2 separate regions of the Homo sapiens genome follow, and region 2 is linked to region 1. Evidence: chromatin contacts called from ENCODE Hi-C or POLR2A ChIA-PET data. All regions are on one chromosome and are shown on one strand. The core of a region is the stretch at or near the end of the contact, and the rest is flanking DNA. Distances in the headings are between cores, read along the strand shown.

Region 1 (4,827 bases), core at 840-3,339:
TCGTATGGTGTTTCTTCTAGGGGGAAAGAAAATACTGTCAAATTGTGATGGCTGCACAACTGACTGCTAAAAACCACTGAATTGTACACCTTAAATGGGTATATTGTATAATATACAAATTATATTTCAACTTAAAAGTGAAAATAAACAATTCATATCAAATACAAAGGTCACTGAGAAGCAGCAAATATTTCACTGGCAGCTAGATCAATGAAAAAGGCAGGAGGCAGGAAATAAGTAAATTTGGGAGTTGCAAGAAGCTGTTGAACTAGGATGATACGGGTGTTTCTGTTCCCCAAGACTCGCTCTTCTGTGAAAGCAGAGTAATACCATAGACAGTGAAAGAGACACAGAATAAGGGACATCTCAGTATCAGTGAGCTCTGGCCTAAGCCCAACATGAGCCTTCAATAGGATGACTTTGGTATGGCCTTCATTTATTTGAACCATCCCTGCCGCTCCATCCAGACTGGCTGGCCAATAATATACAGCAAGGAACAATGGAAAGGATACTGAATTGAGAACGAGAAGGCAGGGCATTCGAGAACTGATCATAAAGCTGCTTCCAGTTCTTATATTCAGTGTTCCTATAACTCTGATACCTTCCTTCCTTGCTAAGTCCCCTCTGAAAATCAAGTTCTCATTTGTAAAATGATATAAAGAATCTTAGGCCCTGCCTCCCTCAAAGGTCCACTGTCAAGACTATATAATGGGAGTAACTTCCTGTCAATTTTAAGATATAGAAAAAAAAACCTCAAATATTTGCATTAATCCTATAGACTCATATTCTTTTTTCCCATTTTTTTCCAAAAAACTAATGACTCACTTCACCCTCTATACAAAGAAACAGAAATGAAGCAAAACTTTTTGGATTTCAAAGGTCAGCACTTTTGAAAGGGAAGGAACCCGGCCGCTGGTTCACGCCTGTAATCCCAGCACTTTGGGAGGCTGAGGCAGGTGGATCACCTGAGGTCAGGAGTTCGAGACCGGCCTGGCCAACATGGTTAAACACCCATCTCTACTAAAAATACAAAAATTAGCCGGGCGTGGTGGCGCGCGCCTGTAATCTCAGCTACTTGGGAGGCTGAGGTGGGAGAATGGCTTGAACTCGGGAGGCAGAGGTTGCAGTGAGCCAAGACTGCGCCACTGCACTCCAGCCTGGGCAACAGGGCGTGACTGTGTATCGAGGAAAAAAAAAAAAAAGAAAAGAAAAGAAAGGGAAGGAACCTGGTACTGAGTTAAGAGTTCTGGATTTTAGGTCAAGATCATTCACTGAATCGCTGAGTGACCTTTGGCCAGCCTTCCCAAGAAGGCTGTTTCTTCCTTCTAGAACTATGGTTCTGTTTCTCTGTTTCTCTGTCTGCAAAAACGAGGGAGTTCCTCTAGGGATAATTACTTGAGCTCTTTCAGCTCAAACATTCTTTTTTTTGAGATGGAGTCTTGCTCTGTCACTCAAGCTGGAGTGCAGTGTCGCGATCTCGGCTCACTGCAACCTCCGCCTCCTGGATTCAAGCAATCCTCCCACCTTAGCCTCCCGAGGAGCTGGGATTACAGGCGCCCGCCACCACGAACTCCTGACCCCAAATGATCCGCCCGCCTCGGCTTCACAAAGTGCTGGGTGGGATTACAGGTGTGAGCCAACGCGCCCGGCAGCTCAAACATTCTTCAAGCTGGGAGAACCAGGATGATTAAACACGCGCGCCGGCCACCACGTGCACTTCAGTGCCCGGACCCTGACCCGCAGACCTCAAACCGCGCATATGCCCGTCGCCTTCAACGCGCACCCTCCTTGCTCCCCGCTACCGTTCAGCTCAGTTCGAAGGCCCCGATGACCCCTTAGAGTTAAGGGGTGCCCGTCGGTGAGCTCCCCGCTGGTCTCACAGTCACAGCCCGGGAGACACTCACTGACTCGCAGGAGGGCCACGTAGATGAGAAAGTTCCGTATGGAGGAGATCACATCCTCGCGCATCTTCCGTTTCATCTCCTCCGGGTCCAGCTTCGGCGCGAGGCCCTCAATCCGGAACATCGCGGCTCTGACTTAGCAGCTTCCAGCCGCCGCGCTCTGCTCTCCACGGTGGCCGCCTCGCGCCCGGAACTCGGCCTATCCTCACTTCCTGTTCCCGCCCTCTCGTTGCCACACTCGACGATGGATGCCTGCACGGGACAATCCACGTCCTGACCCAGCTGATCTGAAGTGCGGTGTGAAGCGGGCGGCCGCAAGCTCAGCAACGCAGGCTCTGGTTTCTCCACGCTGTCTTTAATAACATCTGTCATACAAAAATCAGCCCGGCTCGGTGGCGCGTGCTTACAATCCCAGCTACTCGGGAGGCTGAGGCAGGAAAATCGCTTGAACCCAGGAGGGGGATGTTGCAGTTAGCCGAGATCGCGCCACTGCGCTCCAGCCTGGGCGACAGAGCGAGCGAGACTCCGTCTCAAAATAATAATAATAATAATAATAATAACAACAACAATAACATCTATCTTGAGCCTGGAGCGCTGCGCTGTAAAGTGCTTTTACGCGCTGGAGGGGGCTGTGCACATAGGTACCACTGTAAACAGTGATAACTAACATTTATTGAATATTCAATATAATTGTCCCCCGTGAATTCGATATTATAATCTTCGTTTCCTAGATTAGACAATTGAAGCACAGAGATCTTTAAAACATCTTGCCCAAATGTGCTTTAATTTTTATTTATTTTTTTATTGCTAATTGTGGTGGTTGAGACTGTTCTGGAACTCCTGGGTTCCAGGATCCAAGCGATCCTCCCGCCTCGGCCTCCCAAAGTGCTGGGATTACAGGCGTGAGCTATCGCGCCTGGCCCCCAAATGTGCTTAAAAATACCTCAGAGGGGGAAAAAAGTATTGAGAGAGATAAGTGATGTCAGCAAAATATTAAAAACTGCTGGTGACTAGTACTTCATTTTAGTTAATTATTCTAGTCTTTCTTGAGTATGTTTGAAACTTTACATAAGTTAAAACAAAGAGACAAAGATGAAACTTTTTTTTTTTTTTTTTTTTTTTTGGAGACAGAGTCTCGCTCTGCCGCCCAGGCTGGAGTGCAGTGGCGCAATTTCAGCTCACTGCAACCGCTGCTTCCCAGGTTCAAGTGATTCTCCTGCCTCAGCCTCCTGAGTAGCTGGGATTACGGTTGCGCAGCACCACGCCTGGCTAAATTTTGTATTTTTTGTAGAGACGCGGTTTCACCATGTTGGCCAGGCTGGTCTTGGAAACTCCTGATCTCAGGTGATCTGCCCACCTCGGCCCCCAAAAGTGCCGTGATTACAGGCATGAGCCACCGCACCTGGCCTTTTTACAGATTATTGAAGCACAGAGGTCTTTAAAATACTGTTAGCCAAGTAACACAATATGTATAAAGCAAGTTCAAATCTGATCAGCATTTTACAGATGAATAGAAAGAGGCTCAGAAACCAAGTCCAGCTTTGGTGTGAAGCCCTTTATCTGGAACATCGCAGCTGAAGTCTAAAGTGCACTAAAGTCTAGTCATTCTGCTGGTGATGCACGGGCAGGGTTCTAATGCAGATAATTATCATGTCAAGTTGAATTATCTTTCCCCTGCACCCTACTGCTCATCTGTTAGTCTTTAACAGTTAGTGCCCACATGGATGGACATCGCTAGAGTCAAGAGTTTGATGCAACCAGATTTCCTGTCACAGAAGCATCCAAACAGAGTTAGTAGGCTGCTGCCCCAAGTTACGCATGCCAACTAGCCATATCTACTTCTTACACGCAAGCCAGATGACTGAATTGCTCACATAATTCAAAACCAGAATGTTCCTTCTTGACTGCATATTGCATAGCAACAATGGACTTTGGATAAATTAGGACAATAATTTACTATGAGAGCAACTAATAACTATATGCACGGTCAACTTTCTGGTTGACAGAATGTAAGGCACTGGGGCAAGAAAGGGAACTCATCTGCTTATTCCAGCTTTAGCAACCTTTTGCATCTGTAATTCATGCAATGGAATAGCAGAGGCAGCTCTGGAATGGGAGGGGCTGACTCCCAAGGAATAGCCTCCAGCCAACCCTTGGTGAGTGTTTAGAAAGCCTGCAGTGATGTTGAAAGCAGCAAGAACTGCGGAAAGAACATGAACAGGAACACTGGAGACATGGACTCTAGATCTGGCACTGCTGCCAACTAGTGGTGTGATGAGGGACGAGTATCTGATTTCACTGCAACTCCATTTCTTTCTTCTTCTTTATTTATTTATTTATTTATTTATTTTAGACTGAGTTTTGCTCTGTCGCCCAGGCTGGAGTGCAGTGGCGTGATCTTGGCTCACTGCAACCTCTGCCTCCCGGGTTCAAGCGATTCTCCTGCCTCAGCCTCCCGAGTAGCTGGGACTACAGGCGTGTGCCACTACGCTCGGCTAATTTTCTTTTTTCTTTTTTAAGAGATGAAGTTTTGCTCTGTCGCCCAGGTTGGAGTGCAGTGGTGTGATCATAGCGCACTGCAACCTCACACTCCTGGGCTCAAGCAGTCCTTCTCCTGCCTTAGCTTCCTGAGTAGTTGGGACTACTGGCACGTGCCACTACACCTGGTTATTTTTTTCTATTTTGTTAGAAATAGAATATTGCTGTGTTGTCCAGGCTGGTCTCAAACTCCTGGGCTCAAGTAATCCTCTTGCCTCAGTCTCCTGACCGAGGCATGAGCCACTGCACCCAGTTCTTCCATTTGTTTAGTTGGAAAGGGAAGGCATATATTGAGATGCTTTTGAAAGTTTCTTCCAGTTCTAACAGTCTATGCATTTTTTAAAACCACCTATGCATCTTGAATTTTAATTGTGTCATCTAGAACTTT
Region 2 (4,827 bases), core at 1,229-3,728, 63 kb before region 1:
TTTATTTATTTATTTATTTATTTATTTATTGAAATGGAGTCTCGCTCTTGTCACCCAGGCTGGAGTGCAGTGGCACGATCTCGGCTCACTGCAACCTTCGCCTCCCGGGTTCAAGCGATTCTCCTGCCTCAGCCTCCCAAGTAGCTGGGATTACAGGCACCTGCCACCATACCTGGCTATTTTTTATATTTTTAGTAGAGATGGGGTTTCACCGTGTTGGCCAGGCTGATCTCGAACTCCTGACCTCAAGTGATCTGCCCGCCTCGGCCTCCCAAAGTGTTGGGATTACAGGCATGAGGCACCGCCCCGGCCCCTGCTCTCTTAATCTAATTCCCCTGCTTCCTTCTCATAAGGGCCTGTGGTTACACTGGGCCCACCTGTATCATCCAAAATAACCTCCTTTCATCTTTCTCCAAAGTCCTTCACTCAATCAAATCTGCAAAGTTCCTCTTGCCTTGTAAGGCAACATATGCACAGGGTTCAGGGACTAAGACATGGACATCCTTGGGGCCATTATTCTGCCTATCATGCTTGGCATTCAAGGTCCTCTGCCGTCCAGCAACAACCTGCCTTTGCACTATCCCTCTGGTATCTCGTGTCCAAACACACCACATTTCTCACCATTTTCTCAGACATACCCTGAATTTCACTGCCTCTGGCCCAGAATGCCTTTTCCCTGGCCATAAAATCCTATTTATCTTTCAAGCACAACTCAAATGTCAGCTCCCTGACATGCTCAGCTGAGATCACGGCTGAGTTCCTTGGTCAGTCTGCATGAATGCCTAGTAAAGTGCTCATTTTGGTGAGTCTTCCATCATGGCTGTGTGAGTGTGTGTCCATCTCCAGCATAAGACTGTCAACTCCATGGGGCAGGCAGGGACTGTTCTTGTACATGTTGTATATCACTGCCCCCTTATATAGAGTGGCTGGAATGTGTGTTCAATGAACAGCACACACACATACAAATACACACTCTTCTGTTCAGGCAATAATGCAGAAGAAGGGAAAGAGCTCTATGACCACTAATTGTTTTTAGTAAGCTGTCTGTAACAGTGAAAAATAGGATTATATTCCGTAATTTTTGAACCAGCAATTAGGTCTGGTTCAAAAATTATGGCATATCGAAATACTGGAATATGGTGAAACTTTCCAAAGTGATGAATGTAAAGGCCATGCATGCAACAACATGGAGACAAAGTACCTATGGAATAATGCTGGGGGAAAGCGCTCTGAATATACTTGCTGCCCATTAATGCCAGCTATTCTCCTAAAGCACAGACATAACTGTGTGAGTCTTCTGCTCAGAGCCTTTAATGAGTCCCCGCTGTGTAGACAGAATAGGCTCCCCCGCCTCAGCTTGGTCTACATAAGGCCTTCCTCATCTGGCCCAAGCCTTTCTTTCCATCATTCCTTTCCACTCTGCTGTGTGGCACAGATGGTCTGCCGCAAGGACGTCAAGGGTCACACTGCAGTGACCACAGGGCCCAAGATATTCTGGGACCATCCCAATTTAAAATATTCTATAGCACTGTCACACCATGTCAGATTTTTTCTCAAGCCACCGTCAACGGTTTGCTAACCCCTGAATCTGCTGTGCCCTGCTGCCTTTGCTCATGCTGTTCCATTACTAGGAACATCCACCGACCCCTCCCTACCCCTATCTCCATGAGTCCAAGTCTTACCCATATTCCAAAGTCTGACTCTGATGCTACCTCCTAAATGAGGCCTTCCCACATCCTCCTAGTCAGAATGAGTCTCTCCTTCTGGTACCACTCTGACAGCATTTATCACAGTCTGCCCCATACTAGAGCTGGGATGGCAGACAGGGTCCCAGGACTGCCACTGCTGCCTCCCACCTATCACTTATATCAGTCCCTGACCACAGCATGCTTTTGTGCTGAGGCCAGGTGCAGCACCAGGATGTTGACACAGCACCCCCAGGCACCACTAGCAAGTAACTGAAACTGTTAGGTGAGCTGAAATCTCTGTTCCATCCCTGCCTGGGGGTACTTCTGTGCCCATTTCTCCAGGCTAGAGTAAGCTCCCAGGGAGCAGAGCCTGCCCATGTTGGAAGTGCTCAGTAGTGACTGCCGAATAGAACGCCTACACGGAGTTCACTGGAAGGGCACATAAACACAAAAGCCGCTGTGTTACTGGGGTGGGATGATGAGTGAAGTCTCTTCTCTGCTTGCATCTGTACAGTTGTTTCCGTAAAGAGTGTTTTCAAATGGAGGAGAGACAGGGAGGAGGTTAACAAAGATGAAGGAGGGAAACAGCAGCACACACCTCACAACGGGGTTTCCGTGGTACAGGATGTAAATGCCAGCCTCCTTATTGGAAAAGATTTGATTGTTCCGGATGATGCCTTTCCCATTGCCAAGGACGACAATGCCAGAGCGAAGGCCATGGTGGATCTGGTTACACTGCAAGTGAAAATGAGACACCACAGAAGCCAGATCAGACACGTCAGCGAAGCAGAGTGCCCAGGTGCCGCCCACACCTCCGCGGCAGGATGAACACAGTGGAGAAAATGACGTCACTGTAAGAGCCCTAGCCCGTGACAAAGGGAATGGGTCACACTGCCGCCCTGCCCTTCCTGCACCAGTACACACATGAAAACCTGTAAGGGAGACTATGAAGACTGGAGTCTTCGCTGCCCAGCCTCTTAGGAGGGCTCTTGGTCTTCACCTGCAAGGCAGGCTACTGAAAGTTTCAGAGCCTCTAATGAGTCCCCTAAACACATAATCATTTGGCCAGGCCATAACTTCTAGGGTCCAGGGAGGCCATCTCTTGAGGAAAGGCAGCACCCCAGTGCAACCAAATGTTGGCCAACTGCAGTCCTAAAGGGGCCACATCCAGAGAGGGGTCACAGTTGTTTGACTTCTAGTCCTTTCTCATTTAGGGAGGGCCAGCGGAAGATGCAGACACTGGGGGGCCAAGCTGTCCCATGGGGCATAAGGTCTTAGAAGGTGTATGAGCTACAGAATGCCAAGAGATATCTTTTTTTTTTTTTTTTGGTAGAGACAGGGTTTTGCTTCATTGCCCAGGCTGGTCTTGAACTCCTGGCCTCCAGTGATCCTCCCATCTTGGCCTCCCAAAGTGCTGGGATTACAGGTGTGAGCCACCACACCCGGCAAGATATTCATTTCTAATATCTCTTTGTGCGAATGGGAAAACAGGCCCACGATTATATAGTACATTTGTGGAAAAGCCAGATCTGAAATCTAGTTTTTCTCTTTCCCATTCCAGTTAGTTGCTTTTGCACAGTGACTTAATATTTTTAGATTAGAATAATAATAAAATTATCTCACTCTAAGTTAATTTATAGCTGAAGTCCAATTCTATACTTTGTAAATTGGGAAGTTAGCTGTATCTCTTCCAAAATGATTTCGCAGAAATAAAGTTCTAGTTGGCTTTAAAGTGTTTCGTGTGCAAACTCTCCTTATTCTTACTCTTTCCAGATTTTTCCTGAAGGATTTGGCAGGCTCATCAGAGCAACCACTGCCTAAGAGAAGTCCCGCACAGGGCTGAAGAGCTCCAAAAGGAGTATGCAGCAGCATTTCCATCCCTACACCCTTTCACAACGCCAGGACTAAAATATACCACTCCCTTCCCCCTCCACCTGCTATCCCTCTGTCCTCAGAAGGGCAAACCCCTCATCTCTCTAGCCAGAGGGGCAATAATTTCCTAAGCCAAAGCCATGCATCAACCACCAGCTGCATGGTAGAAACACAGTGAGGGGAAGGGGTTGGCAGGAGACACTGGCTAGCTGTGTGTATTTTCTTTTTCTTTTTTTGAGACAGGGTCTCGCTCTGTTGCCCAGGCTGGAGTGCAGTGGCACAATCATGGCTCATGACCATGCCATAGTTATGGCAGCCATGACCTCCCAGACTCAAGTGATCCTCCCACCTCCCACCTCCGCCTCCCAAGTATCTGGGACGACAGGTGTGAGCTACCATGCCCAGCTAATTTTTATAATTTTTTGTAGAGACAGGGTCTTGCTATGTTGCCCAGGCTGGTCTTAAACTCCTGGACTCAAGTGATCTTCCTGCCTTGGCCTCCCAAAGTGCTGAGATTACAGGCATAAGCCACTGTGCCCAGCCTTCTCTCTGTATCTTTATGGGCAGTTAAGATATGATGGGTTCAGCATTACCCGTGAGTCAGACTGCCTGGATTCAAATCCCAGCTCTGTCACTAGGTGTAGGACTTTGGGCAGGATCCTCTGCCTCTTCAGGCTCTATATCTTTACTATAAAATAGGGATGATAATAATTCTTCACAGGGTTCTGTAAGCATTAAATGACAAGTAAATATCTATGAAGTGCTTAAAAAAGCATCTGGCGTATAATAAGCATTATGTATTAATGGTGGCTATTATTTTTTCAAGCCCATAAAAAGTCTGTTATATTTCCCAACTCCTAGGAAATCTGTCTCTCAGTATACATGTAACAAAATTCCTCCCATACCCCATAAATCTGTGTAAAAACAAAATAAAAAACCCCCAAACCCCAAACCTGCTTCTCAGGAAGAGCCAGAGCAGAAAAGGAGCTGGTCTCTCGTGTCACTGGCCACACAGTCTAGGATTTTAAGTGGTTTTCACACGGGTAGAAAATCAAACTCAATATGCCCTCACAATAACCACGAAACAATCTTCAGAACTAAATACCCGAAATGTCCTCTTACACAAGTGAATAAACTAACTTGGTGGGTTCGCTGCTGTTGTTTTTGTTTGTTGTTGGATCCAAGTGTCTTTAGGGCAGACATCACTCTCTTTAACCTTATCAAACTCAAAGCCAACCACAGCATATGAGGGCTGAGGGCCCTGTGA

The links. A loop is a pair of places that touch in the nucleus more often than their neighbours do. ChIA-PET counts read pairs that join two places held with the same protein, here RNA polymerase II (POLR2A). Pooled maps may share reads with other maps.
Region 2: a loop to region 1 is called in a map of GM12878, with 2.5 times the contacts of the local background. The contact joins the enhancer-like site here to the promoter of TOMM5 in region 1. A Hi-C loop is called at or near these places in 3 of 168 maps with a recorded cell type or tissue (CD4-positive, alpha-beta memory T cell, CD8-positive, alpha-beta T cell and GM12878), 2 of 37 single-sample maps with no recorded cell type and 9 of 50 pooled maps. POLR2A ChIA-PET finds 5 or more read pairs at or near these places in 6 of 52 experiments (B cell, CD4-positive, alpha-beta memory T cell, HEK293 and 3 more).

Annotation. Positions count from the first base shown.
Region 1 is chr9:37,590,508-37,595,334 of GRCh38, forward strand. TOMM5 (translocase of outer mitochondrial membrane 5) reads right to left here and starts at 2,090. Exons shown (of 2, transcript NM_001001790.3): 1 at 1,905-2,090. The coding sequence starts at 2,025. RefSeq lists an enhancer at 1,687-2,446 and silencers at 3,405-3,699, 4,099-4,168.
Region 2 is chr9:37,526,838-37,531,664 of GRCh38, forward strand. It overlaps FBXO10 (F-box protein 10), which reads right to left. Exons shown (of 11, transcript NM_012166.3): 5 at 2,287-2,423. Among named protein-coding and RNA genes, the nearest start is that of POLR1E, 43 kb to the left of the region's middle. RefSeq lists enhancers at 2,134-2,503, 2,604-2,653. Within about 2 kb of position 2,479, at least 7 of the 41 ENCODE cell types and tissues checked have a DNase peak (open chromatin) inside an H3K27ac peak, as active enhancers do; they include GM12878, where a contact is called at or near this core.